Regions from separate parts of the Homo sapiens genome. Here region 1 is linked to region 2. A link is a loop called in an ENCODE intact Hi-C map of the cell type or tissue named here. Cell type or tissue: HCT116. All regions are shown on one strand. Each heading gives the region's core, and the rest is flanking DNA. Links, peaks and the distances in the headings are about the cores only. Region 1 overlaps SLC36A1 (solute carrier family 36 member 1). Region 2 overlaps LOC105378237 (a long non-coding RNA gene).

Region 1 (8,335 bases), core at 272-8,271, 860 kb after region 2:
GGGATATTTGGCAATTCTGGAGACATTTTTAGTTGTCACAACTTGCAGGGTGCAACTGACATCTAGTGGGCAGAGGCCCAGGATGCTGCTAAACATCCTAGAATGCACAGAAAAGCCCCTCAACAAGAATTCTGCAGCCCCAAATGGCAGTAATAGTGAGGTAAAGAAACTCTGTCCTAAAGAAACCCACGCAGCCTTTCTGTAGCACCAGAGCAGCCGGAAATCCAGCCTGGGGCAAAAGTACCCTTATGCCAAAAATAGAAGTTATGCATATGGCTTTGCTCATTTCTAAAAAGGCACCATTCTGGATTCTACATCTGTCAGAGTAAATATCAGGGTGAGTGAAAAATGAAAGGCAATCTAACAATATAAAGAATAGTATACAATGATCAAGTAGGATTTATTCCAAGTAAGCAAGGCCAGTTCAATATTCAAAAATCAATCAATGGAATCCACCATATCAAAAGGTGAAAAAAGAAAAACTATACGATCATATCAGATACAGAAAAAGCATTTGACAAAATTCAGTACTCATTCATGATTTTTAAATATCTCAGTACAGAAATAGAGGGGAACTTCTATAAAAATTATACTACTTACATCATACTTAAAGTGAAAGACTGAATGCTTTCCCTACAAGATCAGGGACTGGACTAGGATGTTCACTCTCACCACTTTTTTTAAACTGGAAATTTGAACCATTGCAATATGACAAAAAAGAAAGAAAGAAAGAAAAGAGATAGACACTGGAAAAGAAGAAATGCATCTATCTCTATTTGCAGACAACATGGTTGTCTAAATAGAAAATCTCAAGAAATCTAACCAAAAACTCCTAGAATTATCGAGTACAGAAAGGTCACAGGATACAAGATTAAAATACACAAATCAGTTATATTTCTATATACTACCAATGGACACACAGAAACTGGAATAAAAAATACCATTTATAATTGCTCCAAAGAAAATTAAATACTTAAGTATAAATCTAACAAAACACAGGATCTGATAAATGGTTAAAATAACAAATAGTGTCAGGAAGGATCACCTAGGTCAGAAGTTCAAGACCAGCCTGACCAACATGGCAAAGCCCCCTCTCTACTAAAAGTACAAAAATCAGCTAGGCGTGGTGGCATGCACCTGTAGTCCCAGCTACTCGAGAGGCTGAGACAGGAGAATCGCTTGAACCCAGGAGGCAGGGGTTGCAGTGAGCTGAGATGGTGCCACTGCACTCCAGCCTGGGTGACAGAGTGAGACTGTGTCTCAAAAAACAAACAAACAAACACCACAAATAGTGGTAACACCAAAGGCTGGCAAAGTTGCAGAGGAAATAGATCACTCATACATTGTTGCTGGAGTAGCAAAATGGTAGTCACTCTGGAAAATGGTTTAGAAGTTCCTTTTAAAACGAATAATGGGCTTACCATACGTACTAGTCTGTTTTCGCGCTGCTGATAAAGACATACCAGACATACCAGAGACTGGGCAATTTACAAAAGAAAGAGGTTTAATTCGATTTACAGTTCCACATAGCTGAGGAGGCCTCACAATCGCGGCGGAAGGCAAGGAGGAGCAGGTCACATCTTAAGCGGATGGCGGTAGGCAAACAGAGAATGAGTTTGTGCAGGGAGACACCCCTTTTTAAAACCATCAGATCTCGTGAGACTTATTCACCATCACGAGAACAGCGCAGGAAAGACATGCCCCCACAAATCAGTCACCTCCCACCGGGTCCCTCCCACAACATGTGGAAATTCAAGATGAGATCTGAGTCAAACCATATCACCATACAATTCAGCAATTGTGCTCCTGGGCATATATCCCAGAGAAATTAAAACTGATTTTCATGCAGGAACACTTGTACAAATATTTATAGTACTTTATTTGTAATAACTAAATCCGGAAACTGCACATTTCTTTCAGTGACTGAAGGGTTAAACATCAGTACCATGGAACCCTACTCAGCAATAAAAAGAAAAAAACTATTGATAAATGCAACAACTTAGATGAACATCAAGGAAATTATACTGAGTGAAAGAAGCCAATCCCCAAAAGATACATATGGCATAATTCAATTTATTGAATTATTATTATTAATTTCATGAATAAAATTATAGAGATGAACAGATTCGTGGCTTCTGGGGAAGGTTAGGGATGTGGGGGACTGAAGGGAGTGGGTATCTATAAAGGGGTAGCATAAGGAGTCTTGAGGTGACGGTACAGTTAGGCATCTAGATTGTGGTGGTGGTGTATACAAAGCTACTCATGATAACATTGCATACAGCTATACACAAACACACACACACAAATGAGTATCTGTATAACTAATGAAATCTGAATCAGCTCTATGGATTGTGCTAATGTCAATTTCCTGGTTTCAATAATGTACTACAGTTATGCAAGATGTTAACACTGGGAAGCCCAGCTGAAGAGTGCTCTGGACCTGGACCTCCCTCCTGTGCCTTTGAGTCTTCCTGTAATCTACAATTATTTCCCAATAAAAAACCTATATCAAAAGAAGTAGATGACTGAATTTTAAGAGGCAAAATATTTGAACAAGTACTTCCTTAGGCCAATAAGCACGTAAAGAGGTGCAAAACATCACTAGCCATTGGGGAAATGCAAATTAAAACCGTAATGAGATGCCACTTCACACCTATTAGAAGGGCTAAAATTTAAAAGACCACAATATTAAGTATTGGTGAAGATATGGAGCAACTGTAACTGTTATACATTAGGAATCCAACAAGGAACGGCCACTTTGGAAAATAATTTGCCAAAAGTTAGCACACATTTCCCATACAACCTCATCATTTCACCTCTAGGTATTTACTCAAGAGAAATAAAAACATAGGTCTACACAAAGACCTGTACATGAGTATTTATAGCAGCTTTATTCATAATAGTAATTTTTTTATAATTAAATATAGAGTATATTTGAGCCCAAAACTTGCGAATGGCCACTGGGAAGCACAGATTCAAGTTGCCCTCATAACATACTCTGATTAGCAGCAGTTAGAAGTGAGTTTTAAAGGAAGAAAGAAGAGGTAGTTTCTAAATTGTTTACCAGAAATTTACATTAAAATAACATAAGCCATAATAACTAAAAATTTGAAGCAACCTCAAAGACTATCAACTAATGAATGGATAAACAAATTATGGTTCATCCACGCAATAGATACTACTCAGCAATAAAAAGAACCAATTACAGATACATGTAACAACATGGAGGAATATAAAAAGGATGATTATGTTAAGTGAAAGAAACCAGACACAAAGGGCTACATATGTAACGGTTTTATATGACATTCTAGAAAAGACAAAACTGGAGACAGATAAAACAGATTAGCAGTTGCCAAGGGCTGAGTGGTGTGAGGATGGGATTGATTGCAAAGGGGCACAAGGGACCTTCTGGGGGCAAAGGAAACATTCTGTATCTTGATTGAGATGGTGGTCACATGACTGTATGCAAAACACATTGAACTGCACATTTGAAAAAGGTAAATTTAAATTTAATTACATGTAAATTATACTCCATTTTTTTTAAAAAAGGAGACCAATGGCCAAGGGTCTAGTAAAGCATACCCATTAAAGACACACATAGTTCCTCAGCACAACCGCAATGGGCAAAGTATGAGGAAGGCAACCTACATAGCAAAGAGCCCCAGGCTTAGGGTCCAAATTCAGTCCACTGTCACTCAGGTTTATGCCTCCAGTAGTAATGCAATGGGCTTACCTGAGGGCCCTGGCTTTCTGGAAGAAGGGGTTCCAGCCATTAGGTATAAATGTGAGCAGAAATAAAAAATTCAGGAGGTAGACAACCTAAAAGAGGATTGAGTGGCCTCCACAGAGGAAGTGAGCAAGACATCAGTGCATGGATGGACAGCCAGAACAACAAGCAGAAGTATTTTGGAGTCCTGGTTTTCTACAAGTCAGCTAATATTTCAGAAAATGTTTAATAAGCCCTTTGTGATTATGACATATGGCACTTTACAACATTCTCTCTAACCCTCAGGACAATTCCCAAGGCAAACCTTCCTCTTGAGGCTGCAACAGACAGGCAGCCAGCGCCTTGGGAAGCACTCAGGTTCTGGAACCAGAAGACTTGTGTGTGTATCCCAATGCTGCTAACTACTAGTTGGTGGCTTGGCGTAGCTGCTAAATCTCTTTGACCTTCCTGTTCCAGAAATGATAATGACAACGAAAATAGTCAGACTACATGCCCACCTTCCTCTCTTGGTAAAATGTTATACTTTAAGAGTATTCTTTGAAGGCTCTGTTTTAAAACTTATACTGGTAAATGTATTTTCCTGAGTTCTATGAGCTACTCTAGCAAATTAATTGAACCCCAAAACAGAGTCATGGGAACCCTGATTTAAAATTTTTAGCCAGTCAGAAGCACAGGTAAACAACCTGGTACTTGCAATTGGCACTGGAAGTGGTGGTGGTGGGGGTGTCACTCTTGGGGACTGAGCCCTCGTCCTGTGGGATCTGATGCCATCTTCAGGCAGGTGGTGTCAGAATTGAATTGGAGCACACCTGGCTAGTGTTTGCCGCAGAAGTGATTGTATGCTTGCTGGTGCGAACAAATTCTCAAGTATTTTGGGGGGCGGGGAAATGTATTGAGTGAGAGAATAAACATTTTAAGCCTTAAGTGTGTTTTCCCACTCAGTGACAAAAAGGGAAGGGAAGGGGTGTCATCTCTTCCATTGTCCTGTCCTGAAATTAATCTCCACATTTCAAGAAAATTAAGTGTTACCTGTTGTGTCCGGTTTCTTCAGAGAAACAAAGCCAGTAGGAGATATATATATACACACACACACACATATGTGAACACAGATACACATAGAGAGACTGAGAGAGAGACAAATCAAGGAACTGGCTCCCATGACCGTATGAGTCGGCAAGTCTGCGAGTCATAGGGCAGGCCTGTAGGCAGGAGCTGATGCTGCAGTCTGGAGGCAGAATTTCTTCTCCAAGGAAACCTCAGCTTTGTTCTAAAGGCCTTTATACTGATTGGATGTGGCCCACCCACAATATTGAGAAAACCTCTTTTACTTAAAGGCAACTGATTATAGATGTTAACCACATTTACAAAATACCTTCGCAGCAACACCTGGATTAGTGTTTGACTGAATTATAAGTTGACACATATAAAACTGGCTGTCATGTGGGCTCATCTGCTATGCAAGGAGAGGGCTGAAAATTCTTACTCAAGTTTTCGAGAGAAGCAGGAGGAGGTTTAGGGAGGGGAGGATTGTCTAACAGAAAAAAAAATAAAAAACCATTCCTAGTCCCTTTCTTCTTGGGCGACTCTTAATTCCATGGATGGGTCTACTGCTTGTGCCACTTTGCCATATGAACTCTGTGGCATAAGCCGGAAACATTTAACCCAGTATCTAGTAAAGGGATCTGAGTGATATAAAAAGAAAAAAAAAAAAGACACAGATAGCAACCTCTCAAAAATAAAAATAAAATTCATTTATTGAAAAGAAAAAGCTTAACATACGATCCATGTGCAAACCCCAAAACAGGATCTACGAACTCTGGCATGATCCACATCGCTACACATACCATGCTGGAAGTGCACATCCACACAGGCACGTAACATACACAGTACTGTCTAGTTATCAACACCTACAGATTGGTTGATTTTTCTTCACACACCATTGACATGTTTTACAATAGAGTTACCAATTTTATTATCCACTGAAAGAGCATAGCTTCCCCCAGAATCACTTTGATTTAAACCAAATAACACAGTGAATGACAGGCACCCTGCACCTATATCTGCTACCTTCCTTACTCTGATAACCTCCTACCAGCACCATTTATGTCCTCTGGCCAGGGAACGACTCAGTGGCACAAAGGAAAGAGAAGAAATGTTACAGGCTGATGCTGTCGGGGCAAATAGCCCTGCAACCAGCCGGACTTACTGTCTAAAAGTATTAACCGTAATTTCAAAGACAAACCACACCCCTTCCTTTTCCCCTAATGGCCTCAGAGATTTGTAATGTACTTTGGAAAATTAACTTCTAAGGCAGAGTGGAAGCCAACCTCAAGTCCTGCCACTTGGACTCTGTGTCTTCTCTTCGAGGAAGCAGCATTGTGCACCCAGCAGGGGCAGATGCTGAGGCTTGCCTTAACATCTCAGCAGCTACAAAATGAAATCCACTGATACAGAACCCCTTGCTGTGAGCAGTGAGGAGAGAGAGCTGTAAACAGACACAAATTGAGATTTTTGCACTTCCAAAAAATACGAGGTGAACATTAGTGCTAAACAGAGAGAATGTTCTAGGAAGGGAGAAATCTGAGAAGAAAAAGTAAGATGAGAGAGAAGAAACATGATTTTTCTAATGTACTTGTTTGAGATCAACACTTTAAGACTACTGATAAAACTAAATTTCGTGGGGATAGACAGTGAGCAGTGAGCATCAGCCAGTGAATCTGGCTGCAGAGGAGAGATGGAATTGGGCGGCTGAAGTGAAATGATGCCACACATTCACACATATCTAGCCAGGGCTTGTGCAGATGAAGGGATCTTAGCAGCTGGACAGCAGCACAACATAAATAATGCCACTTGTGAATGGTGACAACTGCTAGGCAGGGTGAACAGAAGACGCCAGCTCACACTCTTCCTAGCAAGTGCCTGCATTTAGGAGGAGGTGCACTGCCCACTGAGAGCTGGAAGCCCGCTCCCAACAGCAGCATTTGGAGGACAGAACCACCAAGGGGCTCTGAGAAAGCTACCTCTGGCTTGGAGAAATTGGGGTGACAGGAGCAGGGTCACAGAGCTCAAGAGTATCTGGCCGGAAAAGCCCACGGTTTCCCTTTGCTCCAGCAGATGCAGCCTCACACTCCCGAAAGCCTTTGCTCCGTTGCTCTGTGATCATATTTCTACTTATCCTGGGAAGACACTGGGGAGGGCTCTCTACCTCAAGAAGCCCTTTGGGCTGCATAAGAGATTCTGGGCTGGCTGCGAGCTGCTTGCATAAGAGGAGGAAGGGCTTCCTCCCACTACTACTGACTGGCTGACCCTTTGCTTGATGCCTAAGAGCTGTGCACCTGCATAGCCAGGAAGGTCCTCTGGCTGGAGCTGCCCTTCCTGGGTCTTCTGAAAGAGCCACGCAATCAGTCTGTCAGTGTAGCAGGAGCACAAGCCAGAGATCAAATAGGCCATGCCAAATTGGCTTCCAGAAATCCTAAAGCTACAGCCAACTCTCCTACATACCACGTTCTCACGGCCAGGGGTGTGGAAGCAATAGCCTGCATCCTGCTAAGAGCTGGGGGACCCCAGTATTCTACCATCCAGTCCTCAGGTCCCAACATCACAGTCCCAATCTCAGAACTCGGATGGGCAGGATGGTCTCTAGCAGCTCTGAGTAAACAGAAACGTCCACCAAGGAGGACATGGGCAGGACACAGGTCTGGCCCTCCAGTTGGCATCTACCTTCTCACTGAGACCACTCTTAGCACCGCTGGGAAAGACAGCTAAGATAGCGGCTGGGCTGCCAGAGCCCGAACTTGGAACCAGGAGATGACAGTTTCTGAGCCCACTTTGGTAACTTCTAAGCCTGAGACTTCAGAAGACAGGGCCTCTGCTACTCCCGGCTAGATTCCTGGTCACATAGCACCTGTTAAGAGTCCACCATAGAACAGAAAGGGTGGGTGAAAATCGTCCTTCTCCTAAGGAAGAACAAGTCAACAATGATAGCATATTCCTAAGTTAACAAATTATTAGGTAGGTTGGGAGTCACTACAATGAGAGTCCACTTTTCCCATCCCTTCACCTGGAAGTCAGCTCTCCTGGCTTTGGAACAGAAGAGACAGAAAAAACTGGGGCCATATGGGTGGGTCACAGCCCTTATGAGCTTTGGCGAAACACAGAAGCAAAACCCCTGATACATTTTTGCTGCTCTCCTTCAACCAGCTTTCAGAGTGAACTGTATCTGCAGTGAAGCAAGAGCCTGGTGACGGGACAGAAGAGAAAAGGAGTCTGGTCTGTTACTTACACAGGAACACACACACACACGCACGTACACACACACGTGCACAAATACACAGCTAAAGAGGGGGAATTCATCAATGGCCTTCTGAAATACTTCGCACACCAAGAGGAAAGAAGAGGCAGCCCACAGCAAGGCAATGTATCTTCCTCTGCCTTCTCTGAAGTTTGCTCCCAAATCTGAAGGCTGACCTTGAGGAGGGCCAACCTCAAGGCTGTTTGTGAAACCCAGGGAGGCATTCTGGGGGAAAGACAGGGCTCATAATTAGTGTTCAGTGGGTTCCTTTCAAAGTCCAGGCCACAGAGGCAGTGTGGGGCCGGGCACTGGTTCTG
Region 2 (8,335 bases), core at 285-8,284:
ACATCCCATCCTTGGAATGTTGCAGAGGCCCTGCCTAATGGTGTTTCTAGCCCTTCCCTGAAGCTTTCTAATCCCCACAGCTATAGCCACTCAGTACCCCATGCAGGTTCAGACACACTCTAGAAGTCAAAGACCTAAGTTATTACCACAGGTTCAAAATAAAGACACTGGAAATTTCAGAAATAACTCAAAAAAGCTTGAAAAGAAAATAACCTGTAATCAGAGCAGCAGCAAAGATAAATCTTTCCAGTATTATACTCACAAGCACACACACACAGAGTAGCATTATGTAAAAATGTTGTGTAACTTGCATTTTTTTTCACTAACTGCATAATTTGATCATTTTTTCATGTTATTAAACAATCTTCATTATTTTTATGGCTTTGAAACACTATTGAATATAAGTATTATAATATAGCTAACTAATCCCTTTTTGTTGGACAGGGGATTATTTCCACTGTTTTCACTATTCTAAATAATGTCACAATTAATGTTATTGAGTCATAATCTTTATGATCCTCTAGGGATTTCCTTAGGTTAAATACTTAGAACTGCTGGATCAAAAATGTGCACACTTTAGAGAATTTTTTATCAGATTTACAAATATTCTAAGAGCAGAGTATATTCCTCCAACAGTGTGAGGAACTGATTCAGAAAATATGAATCAGTCCTGAGGCATTAGACAGGTAACACAGCGTCCATCCTTCCATCCATGAAAAGATATTTATTGAGTTCATACTCTATATTATGTGCTAGGAACACAGCAGGGAAATAGACAGATATAAACCCTACCCTCCCTGTACTCACAACCTAGTAGGGAAATCAGACAAGCAATTTGGATACTGATTAGTTTAGCCTTGTGACTGCTTTTATTCTGACAATATGTTCCATTTTAAGACAAGACTCCTGCCTTATTGCTGGGACTAAGCGTCTTATGTTGGAAACTGGGTACCCTGTTTCTCCCTCACCAGGGGCCATGTCTTATTCTCATAAATTCTCTTGGAAATACTATAGAATCCTGGAACAGTGGCTGGCCCTGCTGAGAGCATTTCCCTTTGTCTACACGAGTTACCCACCAGTCGTGCCAGACTCCAGCTGCACACTACCCCTTTTTTGGAAAAGCAATGAAAATCATGGCCACTTTTGGCTTCACTCTACTCTCTCTGTGCCAGGATCTATACCAACCACTTACTATAAATTACTTTATTTAATTTAAACAACAATGTTATGAGAGCAATACTGTTGTTATACCCTCACTTCACTGGGTTTACCTGGGTCTCTATCTCTGTCCTGATACTTGTCCTGCTAGGCTGAACACACCCTGGTCATCCACTGTTAGGCCCATCTCTGAAGGTCTGTCACACCCAAGGGACAGCTGGGGCCTGGCACTCTCCAGAATCTGCTCTGACAAGGTATCAGGTTGCCTGGGGGCACACCCAGCTCCACTGCAATGATTCCCAAAGCTGAACCAAAGACCACCAGCTGCAGAACCAAGTGAGGTCCTTCCTTAAATGACAAAATGTGTGTATAAAATGAAATACTATTCAGCGATAAAAAGAAATGGGGTACTGAGATATAGGCAAACCTCAAAATATGCTAAGAGAAATAAGCCAGAGGAACTGGACAAATATTGTATGATTCCACTTAGATGAAATATCTGGAATAGGTAGATTCACAAAGACAGAAAGCAGATAAGTGATTGCCAAAGGCAAGGAGGAGAGAGGAATAGGAGTGATTGCTTAATTGATATAGGGTCTCACTTGGGGGTAATAAAACTGTTTTGGGAAACAGACAGCGGTGATGGCTGCACGTGACTGTGAATGTACTAAATGTCACTGAATTGTTTATTTTAAGATAGTTCATTTTAATTTTATGTCATGTTTATCTCAATTTTTAAAAGGGGAGGAGGCAAGAATCTACTGAGTCAAAGTAGTTAGGCCCAGGAATGTCCTTTTGTACAAGCTCCCAGGTGATCTGGTACACACTAAAATTTGAAAAACATGCCTTAAATAAAACCTCCCAGTACAGCTACATAGAAATTGTCATCCAAAGGAATGCAAAAATTAAAAGCTTTTTTTTTTCAAAGCTTGAAGACAAGTCCTAAAGCAAAAGCATGGTTATAACTAGCACAAAGAGCCTAATGGTGAGGTGGCACCACTCAGCTGCCTGGTGCCATTATTTCCAGTTAGCAAGGCCTTCCAAGGGTTTGCCAAGACCACCTGCATGTGCATGTAACACAGTCACTGCAATGGGGGAAATGACGACAGAAAACAGGAGCAAGAGATACATGGTGATATGTGAAGAAGGACAAACCCTAGGCAAGAGGAGGAGGGATATTGACTAATCAATATGACCAAGCAAAGTAATGGTGCAGCTCCTACATAGCTCTGAATTAAAGTAAATGGGAATCAATGGGCTAAAAACCAAGGATTCAATAAAGCCATTAAGTCATGGCAATTCCTTTTGAGGCAAATTCATTCCTTCATGGCTCTGTCCCCTGTTCCTACCAAAAGTCAATACTCTCCTGGCAAGGGATTTGGGGGATGTGGCTCCCAATAAAGACTTTGTCACTATTTCACTCCACCTGTTTATCCCTAGGAGAGGGATTTCTTTGCTTCTGGCTTTTTTCCATCAGTATGTTGGTTTTGCTTCAACCCGTAAGTTAACTGATTTGTGTTTCAAGGGAAACAAAACCTAATCTCATCTGCTGACACCTGACAAGGGGCCAGGTCTCTCAGTGGTTAGTGCTGCTGTTGAAACCTTCCCAGGGAGCTATATCGAGTCACAGTGTGTCCCTCACACATGAACACATTAGCAAGGCACTCTGTGACAGGTGCTATGTTAAGAATATCCTATGTATTGTCCTATTTAACTCTTACCACAACCCCACAAGATTCATTTTATGGATTGGGAAACTGAGTCTTGAATGGTTTAGTAACTCCTAATGTCTCCTGACTCCAAAGCCTGCCTAATGACCACTAGACTCAGCAGTGTCCACATGCCTCCCTAACTAAAACCCTCCAAGTCTCCAGGAAATGAGTGAGTTGCCAATGACCCTTCCAAAGCAGCCACCCACACCCCACAGCAGTTAGAGAGGATTTCTGAGCACATTGGGCACACACAAAATAGTCTCCCAGGTATAAAGTCTTATGTTGAGAGGGGCACTGGCCAACAGACGTCCACAGTTGCTGAGCTCCTTTTTTTTTTTTTTCTGAGATGGAGTCTCGCTCTGTCACCCAGGCTGGAGTGCAGTGGCATGATCTTGGCTCACTGCAACCTCCACCTCCCGGGTTCAAGCAATTCTCCTACCTCAGCCTCCCAAGTAGCTGGGATTACAGGTGCATGTAACAACCACATCTGACTAATTTTTGTGTTTTTAGTAGAGACAGGGTTTCGACATGTTCGCCAGGCTGGTCTCAAACTCCTGCCCACCTCAGCCTCCCAGATGATCTGCCCACCTCAACCTCCCAAAGTGCTGGGATTACAGGCGTGAGCCACCGCACCCAGCCAACAGTCCCTGAGCTCTTATCAGCCAGAACGCTCACCAGCATACAGCCGGGTTAGGAGACAGGAAGAGAATGATTCTGGTGAGTGTGTGCTAAAGACTAACAACTTCGATTTGCTTGAAGGAGAACACACATGCTATGTATTAAGGTAAATGAAAGCTATTGCTTTGGATTCAAAGAACCTGGGCCCTAATTTCCAGCTCTTCCACTTCAGCTATGTGACCTCGGGCAGTTTTGACCTTGCTGAGACTGAATTCTCATTTGCAAATTGGAGGTGTTTATCTTGCACAGTGGTGGCTATGAAGAGTGAATGAGATATTTCACATAAGAGCATTTATCATGTGCCTGGCACAGAGTGAATCTTAAATCGTAGCTGCCATTATTTCCCAAAACCAGATGACTGCTTTGCCAATAAACAACCTACATGCTGCTTTAGACATGCCTGACAAATGTTAGAGCCTGTGTTTACATAGACCGGTGCGCACACAAACCCGGGTGTTCTTTCCTGCTAACCAGTGTGTAGCCTAGTTTACATAGCAGCCTCTCTGAACCTCATAGAGATAACAATATTGGCTACTGCATAAGTGTGTGGTCTGGAATGTTAAAAAGGGAGAGGCCTTCGTGAAAGCCTGCCAATTTTATAGCTTTGATCACCCATTATAATGCTTTCTTTGCCCAGAGTTTTAGACTTCATCATTTTTTCTGTCCCAATACTGCAAAATATGTTGATCAGGAATTAATGCAGTGCAATAGAACTCTGCAGGGCATGCAGCTAGCACCAAAGAAGCCAAGACTTACAGCTCGTGGCACTTGGAGCCACTGGCCACTAGGGGCCGTTGGTAAGCCACAGAAAGCTGGAAGGATGCCTACCTGTCAGGTTTTTAAAAATCACATTTCTTATACAAAAAGCTTTCTGGACTCTCAAAAATCCAGCTCAGGGTCCTTTTGCAGGGAGGGATGGCTTTATTTTCTATAAAGGCTTTAGTCCCATTTCTTTCTGGGACTGAAGAAAAGGGAAGATGAGTCTTAACGAGCTCTGACCTAGTCAGTGAGGCACATGGTTGGTTGGCTGGGGTGGGGTTGGTGGGACTTGTGTGGCAGTATTTGCACAATCCTGAGAGATCCTCCACCTGCAAGAATTCCCCCAATACCCAGTGACTGAAATCTCTTTATGTCTTATTAACACTATGAACTTCTAAAGCCCGGTGATAAATACAGATATTCAGGATGGGACCATGTGTCAGACCACGATTAGATGCGCGATACAGGAAAAGGAGTCAGTGCACACCAAAGAAAAGCATGCAAAGATAGAGCTCCTAAAAGTGGGTTTGAATTCTAGCTTAGCCACTTATTAGCTGTGAAAACTTGGGCAAGTTACTTAATCCCTCTAAGCTTCCATTTCCTTTGAAACCCCTATATCATAGGTTTGTTGCATGGGTTTAAATGAGAATGTATACAAAATTGTACACACATAGAAAGTCTAAGCAATTTTTATTAGTTGTTATTCTTCTTTTGTTGAGTGAAAGTAAGACTGGAATTCAAGGCTAGAGAGCAGACATGCTGTCAGGCAGTTGGGGTTGAGGAAGCAAAATGAGGGTACAAGGAAAGTTTAAAACGGGGATCCCCAAACCCCAGGCCACGGACGGACTGGTACCAGTCCATGACCTGTTAGGAAGTGGGCTGCACAGCAGGAGGTGAGCGGCAGGTGAGCGAGCATTACCGCCTGAGCTCCACCTCTTGTCAGATTAGTGGCAGCATTAGATTCTCATAGAAGTGCAAACCCTATTGTGAACTGAACATGCAAGGGATCTAGGTTGTGAGCTCTTTATGAGAATCTAATGCCTGATGATCTGAGGTGGAACAGTTTCATCCCCAAACCATCCTGACCCTGCCCCTCTATGCCCACCATCCATGGGAAAATTACACAAAACTGGTTCCTGGTGCCAAAAAGGTTGGGGGCCACTGGTTTAAAAGACAGAAGAAAGCCAAAGTAGATGTCTACAGCTCATTGAAGCCCAGATGAAGAAAGTAAAGAAGCCCCTAGATAGGTGTTCACATATTCAGAATTCTTTTATGGTTTGATTGTAAGATGTATACTGGTGCGTGCGTGTGTGTGTGTGTGTGTGTGTGTGTGTGTGAAGTTAGGGGTGTTAAAACTGTAGCTCAACTTTATATCCTAGATGCCAGAGAACTTGTAAAGTCCTCTAGAGCTAGGACACCAGAGGAAAAAAGGAACTAGAAAAATACCAGTTGGTAGACAGAGATCAGGGGAAATGAAGAAGGCTAAAAGACTACACAACTCTGGGTCTCATACCATGAGAAGCAAAGGAAATTAGGGCACACCTGCAGGAGGGCAAGTGGCTTGGGAGGGTACACAAACAGCCCCTGAAGAGAAGGTGAAGAAACATGGATGTTCTACTGGAAAAAGATAAACACAAAGGAAATTTGATCCCTATCTTTGGAGCACTGAAAGACAGTATGGGGAAATAGGAGAGACTGGCTGCCTTATACGTGGCCCCCAAAAGGTAGAGTTAGAATCAATGGGTGTCCAAGAGTTCAGAAATCCCCTAAGGTTATATCTCACCGCGCGCGCGCACGTGTGTGTGTGTGTGTGTGTGTGTGTGTGTGTGTTTAGGTACACACTAAACAAATGTACATCTTTTTGGAAAAAAGGATATTTAAAGCTTTCTTTATCAGATTTTCGTGACCTCAAAAACTTAAGAACTCTTGATATAAATAATAACAGCTAATATTTATCAAGCAATTACTAAGCACCAAGGACTGGGCCAAGTCTTTACATAAGTTATTAAATCCTCACAAGAATCCTCAAGAGGCGGAATAGCTGACTATGAACGCAGGCCTTGGAGCCAGTCTGCTTTAGTTTATATATCAATTCTGTCATTAACTAGCTACATAACCTCTGGCAACTCACTTTCTCACTTCCCTCATTACAAAATGGGGATAATAATAACCACCTCAAAAGGTGTGAGAATTAATTAGTATTAGGGTGGTGCAAAAGTAATTGAGGTTTTTGGTACGGTAATAGCAAAAAATTTTGGTATTGGAATGTCAAAAACTGCAATTACTTTTGTACCAACCTACTATATGTAAAGATTTTGGACAACATCTGACAAATAGTATGCTTCCTAACTACTATCACTTTCTAACTATTAACACTCATTGGTGTGCTGGTCAATGTTTTAAAACAAGCTCTCGAAGAGAAGAAAGAAAAGAGAAACTCTAAGTTGTAATATTCGACAATTTCTGTAGTATAAATATTCCCACCTAGATCCATTTCAAGCTAGCAAAGTGAAATCAACCAGCTCACAAAATTCTTAAACAATTAACAACTGGCTTTCATGAGATAGTACAGGATAGCTCCAGCACACCACTACATTAAAGTTTTTTCTTACTCTCTCTCTTTCTTACTAAGTGCTGGCTGGAAATGGTTCCCTGGTTCCTTGAAGGAGCAGAGTTTATGTAGAACTGAGAGAAGCAATGCTCATTTTCTGTTAGAAGATGCAGGTTAGAGAAAGGAAGTATAAGAGAGTCTGGCAAGAGAACAAAAACCTGTTTGGGTCAAGCAATATTTCTGAAAATGATGGGCATGATCTTTCTTGGGGTAAGAGGGAATTAAACAGCTACCATATACTAAGGGCTTATTACTTGCAAACCTTCATTATTTCATTTAATTCTGACAACAGCCCTTTAAGGTAGATGGTTGTACTTGCCCCAGATTCACAGAGGAGAAAAGGGGGCTCAAAGACATTAGGAAACTCTTCCAGGTGGGACAAGAGCTGAGAGTCAAGCTTAGCTAAGGGCCCAAGCCTGCGTGACCCTAGAGCCTGAAATCATTCCACTTTTCTATATTGCTGCTTAAGCAACAGGGAAATATCCCGGGAAGGCAACTTGGGTTCACCCCCAGTGGAAAGGGGCATCCCCAAAACCCTGGGTAAATTCTATAGGTGGTGCATCAATTTTTACAATCTCTCCAGCAGTCCTGTTCCAGAAAGCCCTTTCATAGATGGGTCCTCCAAGCTTCTCCATGATCAGAAGGCTCCTTAGCCACCCAAATCTCCAAGACCTTTCTACTGCTGCCACCATGGGATTACTCTCCCGGTGCTTCTCTGGGACTACCAGTATCTCATGCCCTTATCCTTCCAGAATCCCTCTCGACAATCAGTTTAGGTACCCAACTTGAGGTCATTTGGGATAGCTGCAATCGTGGAGCCATATAGTCAGGTAGTATAGGAAGACATGCAAAAATGCTGAGCCTTCAACCATCCCTGAAGGCACTCTCTTTCCTCTAGAGAGGCCATACAGGGTGTAATTTGTATGACAGATCCTGCAGTTACATTGCTCAGCTCCAATCATGGCTCTGTATTTGCTAATAATGTGACTTTGGGCAATTTACATAACTTCTATGTGCCCCAGTCTGTTCAAATATGAAATGGATAACAATAGGGTCCTCTTCAAAGCACTATTGTGAGGAATCAATAAAATAACATGTAAAGGGGTATTAAAAGGGGCTTAAATTGATGGTATAAACAAGTTTTACACTCAATAAATGTTAAGCATTATAGCTTGCCCATAGATCCATCTGCCAAATCCATTTTTTAAAAAGGTATTGTCGGGGGGAGGAGCCAAGATGGCCGAATAGGAACAGCTCCAGTCTACAGCTCCCAGCGTGAGCGACGCAGAAGACGGGTGATTTCTGCATTTCCATCTGAGGTACCGGGTTCATCTCACTAGGGAGTGCCAGACAGTGGGCGCAGGCCAGTGTGTGCGCGCACCGTGCGCGAGCCGAAGCAGGGCGAGGCATTGCCTCA

The links. A loop is a pair of places that touch in the nucleus more often than their neighbours do. Peaks named below come from ENCODE experiments on the same cell type or tissue, not always from the same donor. Only the 100,000 strongest peaks of a DNase experiment are listed, where the experiment ranks them.
Region 1: a loop joins it to region 2, with 9 times the contacts of the local background. A loop is called at or near these places in 1 of 110 quality-filtered maps.

What each region holds. Positions count from the first base shown.
Region 1 is chr5:151,489,501-151,497,835 of GRCh38, reverse strand. SLC36A1 (solute carrier family 36 member 1) reads right to left here. Exons shown (of 11, transcript NM_078483.4): 11 at 5,457-8,335. Among named protein-coding and RNA genes, the nearest start is that of MIR6499, 28 kb to the left of the region's middle. RefSeq lists enhancers at 1,296-1,845, 6,827-6,996. In HCT116, for the core only: no CTCF peak of the experiment used is centred there; a DNase peak (open chromatin) is centred at 4,905.
Region 2 is chr5:152,345,857-152,354,191 of GRCh38, reverse strand. The region is part of intron 1 of LOC105378237 (a long non-coding RNA gene); the gene reads right to left. Among named protein-coding and RNA genes, the nearest start is that of NMUR2, 55 kb to the left of the region's middle. RefSeq lists a cis regulatory region at 3,498, an enhancer at 3,414-3,583 and a silencer at 4,256-4,355. In HCT116, for the core only: a CTCF peak has its summit at 4,343 (motif pointing right); a DNase peak (open chromatin) is centred at 4,341.